Regions from separate parts of the Homo sapiens genome. Here region 2 is linked to region 1. A link is an interaction called in ENCODE POLR2A ChIA-PET data of the cell type or tissue named here. Cell type or tissue: PC-9. All regions are shown on one strand. Each heading gives the region's core, and the rest is flanking DNA. Links, peaks and the distances in the headings are about the cores only. Region 1 overlaps MLPH (melanophilin). Region 2 has its middle 14 kb from the start of RAB17-DT.

Region 1 (2,907 bases), core at 295-2,794:
CTCAGGCTGTTTTCTCAGGCATGGCATGGAGTGTGGATTTTGTCTTTGAGGATCTGTTCCACTTGCCTGGGAGTACAATCTGACCTCACACGCTTTCCCCTACAGGCTGTGGGGATGCTTACCGGTGGTAAGCAGAATAATCCCCCCCAAAAAGATGTCTACTTCCCAACCCCAAGAACCTCTGAATTCGTGAGGCTATACAGAAATGGGATTATGCATTTTAGGCTGCCCACCTGCTGGCCTGGACCTGGGAGATGATCCCGGGTTCCCTGGGCGGGCCTAATATCATCACAGGGGCCTTAGAAGCAGAAGGGATGGCTGGTTTTGAAGATGGAGAAAGGGGCCAGGAGCCCACATACCTGAAGCCCTCAAGAAGCTAAACTGCCAGAGAGCAGATTCCCCTCTGGGGGCTCCAGGAGGTGCCACAATCCTGCCGACACCTTGATGTTAGCTCAATGAATCCTGAGTCAAACTTCTGCCCTCCAGAGCTGTCAGGTAATGCATTTGCATTGTTTTTGTATTGTGTTTATTTTATTTTATTTTGTTTTTTGAGGTGGAGTTTTGCTCTTACTGCCCAGGCTGGAGTGCAGTGGCGCAATCTCAGCTCACTGCAACCTCCACCTCCTGGGTTTAAGCGATTCTCCTGTCTCAGCCTCCCAAGTAGCTGGGATTACAGGTGCCCACCACCACACGGGGCTGATTTTTTGTATTTTTAGTAGAGATGGGGATTCACCATGTTGGCCAGGCTGGTCTCGAACTCCTGACCTCAGGTGATCCACCCACCTTGGCCTCCCAAAGTGCTGGGATTACAGGTGTGAGCCACCGCAACTGACCAGCATTTGCATTGTTTTAAGCCATGGAGTTGGTGGAGCTCTGAAATGGCAGCAGTTGGACGGGAGCCACTGCCCCACGGCCAGCCCTCAGCCTTGCAGAAGGGCCCCCTGCATGACCTCCACTCTGTTGGAGGCCGCCGGTTCTGTCCACCATGCTGGTAGGGATTTTGCCCGCCCTATAACAGAGTGGTCTTGTCAGTCTGTGTAGGCATCTCCTACCATCCAGCGACCCCTCTAATCTGAAGACTCAGCTCTTTCTTTGTTTCTTCTCTCTGGTTAGGAGAGTTTTCCTGTGTTGTTAGGGTGACGGCTGCCTCAGTGGCATGGCAAAAACTCATGGTCGAAAACTTCACCCAACCAAGCCGTGCAAAGGAAATACAGGTCTTTTATTTCCCATCTGCTCCCCCTCGTGAGACCCCACCCCTTGAGCAGCAAGACAGTGCAAGCTTCAGGGCTTCAGATCTCCCAGACTCTGCTCACTTACCGGGTCTCTGTTCCTGGCTCAGCTTCTCTTCCAGAGCTCCCCACAACCCCACCTCTGCTCCCCAACCCATGCTTTTGGCCAGGCCAGCAGCTGGGCCTTGGGAGAAAGGCTCATGACCCTCCCGGTGGCCAGGTTGATGGGGTCTGGACTCCACACACTGTCCCCACCTCCTTGCTGGTCCTGATGCAGAGTGGAGGGCAGGTCAGCTTGCAGGATGGGGACCGCTGGCTGGTATGTGAAGGGTACTGGCCGGGCACTGAGATACGGATGGCACCCACCACTGAGACCCTGATCCCAGCCACATACCCACGTGCTGTGGCCTCTTCCACCAACCCCAAGCCTCTGCCAGTCCCCTGGCTGCTCCTCATCGCATGCAGTCCTGCTGGAGCATGGTTTAAGGATCACAGGGATGTGGATTCCCCACCACCCCAGCACCCAACGCAAGTGGAGGCCCACAGGACCCCTCATGCAGGCTCTTCCCCCGCCTGTGTGCTGGACCTTGGGGATGGCCACAGTGGGAGCTTCCCCCTGCTGTGCCTTCAGGGGTGGCCACCAGCCCCGCCATCCTGGGCTCTCCCCAGTATTCCTGCATGTTGCCACCACACCCCTGTCTAGATTTCACCCCAAGAGGGGCAGAGCAGGGCACAGGTCTGACCCCTTCACCCTGCGTGGCTCACCAATCCTGTCCAGACCCCATCATAGGAGCGGCCTTTCCTTCCTGTTCCCGTCCTAGAAGCGTTTTCCTTCCCTGGTATACGCCCTTTCTTCAGAGGCTGCCGGGCCTCCCTTGAGGACAGGAGTGCCCCCTTGGCTCTGTTCTGCCCCACCAGTCACAGCTCTGGCATGCGTGTCCCAGGGCCCTCTGGAGGTGGGACTGCAGAGGACAGTAATGTGGGTCCCCTGCCCCAAGGACAAGGACAGCACTTCCCTTCCACCCCCATGCATCCCCGTCTCCAGGGCTCTGTCTCCCCTGGGAGCTCACTTTCTCGGCCTTTGCCATCATCTCCCCACTGTCTCCCATCGCTTAGTCCCTTTTCTCCACATTCTGGGAGGGAGAGCAAACTTGACTTCGAAATCAGCAGTTCTCAAACCTTTGGGCCTCAGGACCCCTTCACATTTCCTAAATTACTGAGAACCCCAAAGAGTTTTATTCATATGGGTCATATCTATTAATATTTACCACATCAGAAATTAAAACTGGGAGTTAAAAATATTTATTTATTCACTCATTTAAAAATAACAGTAAACCCCCTACATGTTAATATAAATACAGTTTTTATAAAAAATGAGATTTTCCCAAAATCAGAGTGTGAGTAAGGTGAGTGGTGTTGTTCTGCTTTTGCAAATCTCTTTAATGTCTGTGTAGCAGGACAAGCCACAGACAAGAACTCCTCAGACACCGAATTGTAGAAGGAAAGGGCTTTATTCAGCTGGGAGCATCGGCAGACTCACGTCTCCAAAAACCAAGTTCCTCGAGTGAGCAATTCCTGTCCCTTTTAAGGGCTTACAACTCTAAGGGGGTTCATGTGAGAGGGTCATGATCGATTGAGCAAGCAGGGGGTACGTGACTGGGGGCTACATGCACCTGCA
Region 2 (2,907 bases), core at 305-2,804, 100 kb after region 1:
GTCCCAGGTGTGCAGGCAGCGCTAGCAGGAGCGTTCGGCCTCACCAGCACGTGCAGGAGCCGGTCAGCATGGAGGTCAGATTGGCAAAGCCTCATCACATCCAAGCTTTGGCAAAACAGTAGAGACTGTCCACCAACCGTTGCTGAGACTGTCTGGCAGTGCAGTTTTCTGAGAGGGCAAACCTGGGATGCGTAGCAATGAATTCAACAACACAGCCTTTGACTCGGCAACTGCACGTCAAGAAACGGAACTGTCAGGAAGCATCTAGAACCCAGAGGGCAGAATCCAGGAAATGACTCTGTTCCGGAGTTCATCTGTTGCTCTGGGCTACACTTGATGCTACGGTAAAATCACTCACCCTCACATCCAGCCAGCGGCAACACACACAATGAAAACCGTTCTGAAAAAGCAAAGCTGAGAGCCCCGGGAAGATGCAGGAGGTGTGGGTGGGGGTTGGAATTCAGCTCGGTTTAGATAAACAACTGAGACCCGAGATGTTGATCTCTAAGGATTATCTCAGCCCCGACCTATTTCAACTTCCTTGTCTTCTTTCTTTGGCTCCTTACTTTTCATTGAAATTCCCTGACTGGCCCACTAAGAACCAGGCTCTGGCCAGCACGGTGGCTCACTCTGTAAGCCCAGCACTTTGGGAGCCTGAGGCGAGAGGATGGCTTGAGGCCAGGGGCTCGAGACCAGCCTGGGCAACATAGTGAGATCCCCCCAATCAATTTTTTTTTTTTTTTAAAAACACCCTTTTTTTTTTTTAATTAGCTGCCAGCTACTTGGCAGGCTAAGGGAGGAGGATCCTTTAAGCCCAGGAGTTCAAAGTTGCAGTGAGCTATGATCGTGCCACTGCACTCCAGCCTGGGCAACAGAGCAAGACTCTGTCTATAAAATATATGTATATATATTATAGAAATTTTTAAAAGAACCAAGCTCTGGAATGGACTTGCTCCAGCACCTGGCCCATCCCAAGCCTGGAGGCTCACTGGAGGAGGCCACATGGGGTCCACTCCATGTGCAGCAAGCACACCGAGGCCACAGGCTGCTGGGCCCACCTCCCCACCTCCCCACCGTGGGCGAAGTACGTGGAGGATGTGAGGGAGGTTCTCAAGTGAGATGCTCACTCACAGTTATCCCCAAAGGACGGTCCAAACATGTGGAAAACATGTCTCCCGTAGAAAATGGAGAAACGGCCGGGTGTGGTGGCTCACGACTGTAATCCCAGCTTTGGGAGGCCGAGGCGGGTGGATCACCTGAGGTCAGGAGTTCAAGACCAGCCTGGCCAATATGGCGAAACCCCGTATCTACTAAAAATACAAAAATTAGCCAGGTGTGGTGGCACGTGCCTGTAATCCCACCTACTCAGGAGGCTGAGGCAGGAGAATCGCTTGAACCCAGGAGGCCAAGGTTGCGGTGAGCCGAGATCATGCCACTGCACTCCAGCCTGTGTGACAGAGTTAGACTCCGTCTCAAAAGAAAAAAAAGAAAGAAAGCGGAGAAACAATGCTGCCCCCAGCCCTGTGTGTGACTTTGCCAGGGCTACTGTAACCACCTATCACAACCTGAGTGGCCTAAACAATAGGAACTGATTGTCTCGCAGTCCTGGAGGCCAGAAGCCCGAGAAGAGGCCAGAAGGTGGCAGGGCAGCTCCTCCTGGAAGCTCTGCAGAGAATCTGTTCCATACTCCCGGTGCTTCGCTGGGAATTCTTGGTGTTCCTTGGCTTGTGGAAGCATCACTATCGCCGCCTTCATGTCACATGGCATGTGTGTGTCTGCGTGTCTAAATTTACCCTTTTCATAAGGACATGGTCATATTGGTTTAGGGCCTATCCTGGTGACCTCACCATAGAGACCTTCTCCCCAGGTAAGATTACATTCTGAGGTATGGAGGTTAGGACTTGGACATATGAATTCTAGAGAGAGACAGTTCAACCCATAATGCCTTAGATGTCATAAATATTCATGACAAGGTCAGCCTTTTGTGGAGATTTGTCTCTGTGAAAAGCAAATTGGTTGGCCAGGCACAGTAGCTCAGGTCTGTAATCACAGGACTTTGGGAGGCCAAGGGGGAAAGATCACTTGAGCCTAGGAGTTTGAAACCAGCCTGGGCAACATAGACAGATCTTGTCTCTACAAAAAAAAAAAAATACAAAAATTAGCTGGGATTAGTAGCGTGTGCCTATAGTCCCAGCTACTTGGGAGGCAGAGGTGGGAAGATTGCTTGTGCCTGGGAGGTCGCGGCTGCAGTGAACCGAGATCATGCCACCGCACTCCAGCCTGGGTGCTAGTGCGAGACCCTGTCTCTTAAAAGAAAAGCAAATGGGCCAGGCGCGGTGGCTCAGGCCTGTAATCCCAGCATTTTGGGAGTCTGAGGCAAGTGGATCACGAGGTCAGGGGTTTGAGACCAGCCTGCCCAACATGGTGAAACCGTGTCTCTACTAAAAATACAAAAACTAGCCGGGCGTGGTGGCACATGCCTGTAATCCCAGCTACTCGGGAGGCAGAGGCAGGAGAATCACCTAAACCCAGGAATTGGAGGTTGCAGTGAGCCGAGATCACACCATTGTACTCCAGCCTGGGTGACAGGGCAAGACTCTGTCTCAAAAAAAAAGAAGCAAATTGGGCATTTATGCCAGGCCCTGTCCTTTGGGAGTTCCCAAGCCATATAGGAAGCTTTTATACTCTAGGAGCTTGTGCTGGGTTGAAGAGTGTCCCCGCAAAATTAATGTCCACCTGGCACCTTAGAATGTGTCTTAACATGAGGTCATCCTGGATTCAGGTGAGCCCTAAATCCAATGACTGGCTTCCTCATGAGAAAAGAGAGATTTGGACACAGAAACGCACACAGAGGGAAGAGGCCATGGGAAGGCAAAGGCAGAAATTGGGTGATGGTCCACAGGCCAA

The links. Peaks named below come from ENCODE experiments on the same cell type or tissue, not always from the same donor. Only the 100,000 strongest peaks of a DNase experiment are listed, where the experiment ranks them.
Region 2: POLR2A ChIA-PET joins it to region 1 with 18 read pairs; 2 of 35 experiments call an interaction of 5 or more read pairs at or near these places.

The regions. Positions count from the first base shown.
Region 1 is chr2:237,503,684-237,506,590 of GRCh38, forward strand. The region is part of intron 2 of MLPH (melanophilin); the gene reads left to right. Among named protein-coding and RNA genes, the nearest start is that of MIR6811, 5.8 kb to the right of the region's middle. In PC-9, for the core only: no CTCF peak of the experiment used is centred there; no DNase peak of the experiment used is centred there; H3K27ac peaks cover 274 bases.
Region 2 is chr2:237,603,529-237,606,435 of GRCh38, forward strand. No RefSeq gene overlaps it. Among named protein-coding and RNA genes, the nearest start is that of RAB17-DT, 14 kb to the left of the region's middle. RefSeq lists an enhancer at 565-1,068 and a silencer at 720-900. In PC-9, for the core only: a CTCF peak has its summit at 1,661 (motif pointing right); no DNase peak of the experiment used is centred there.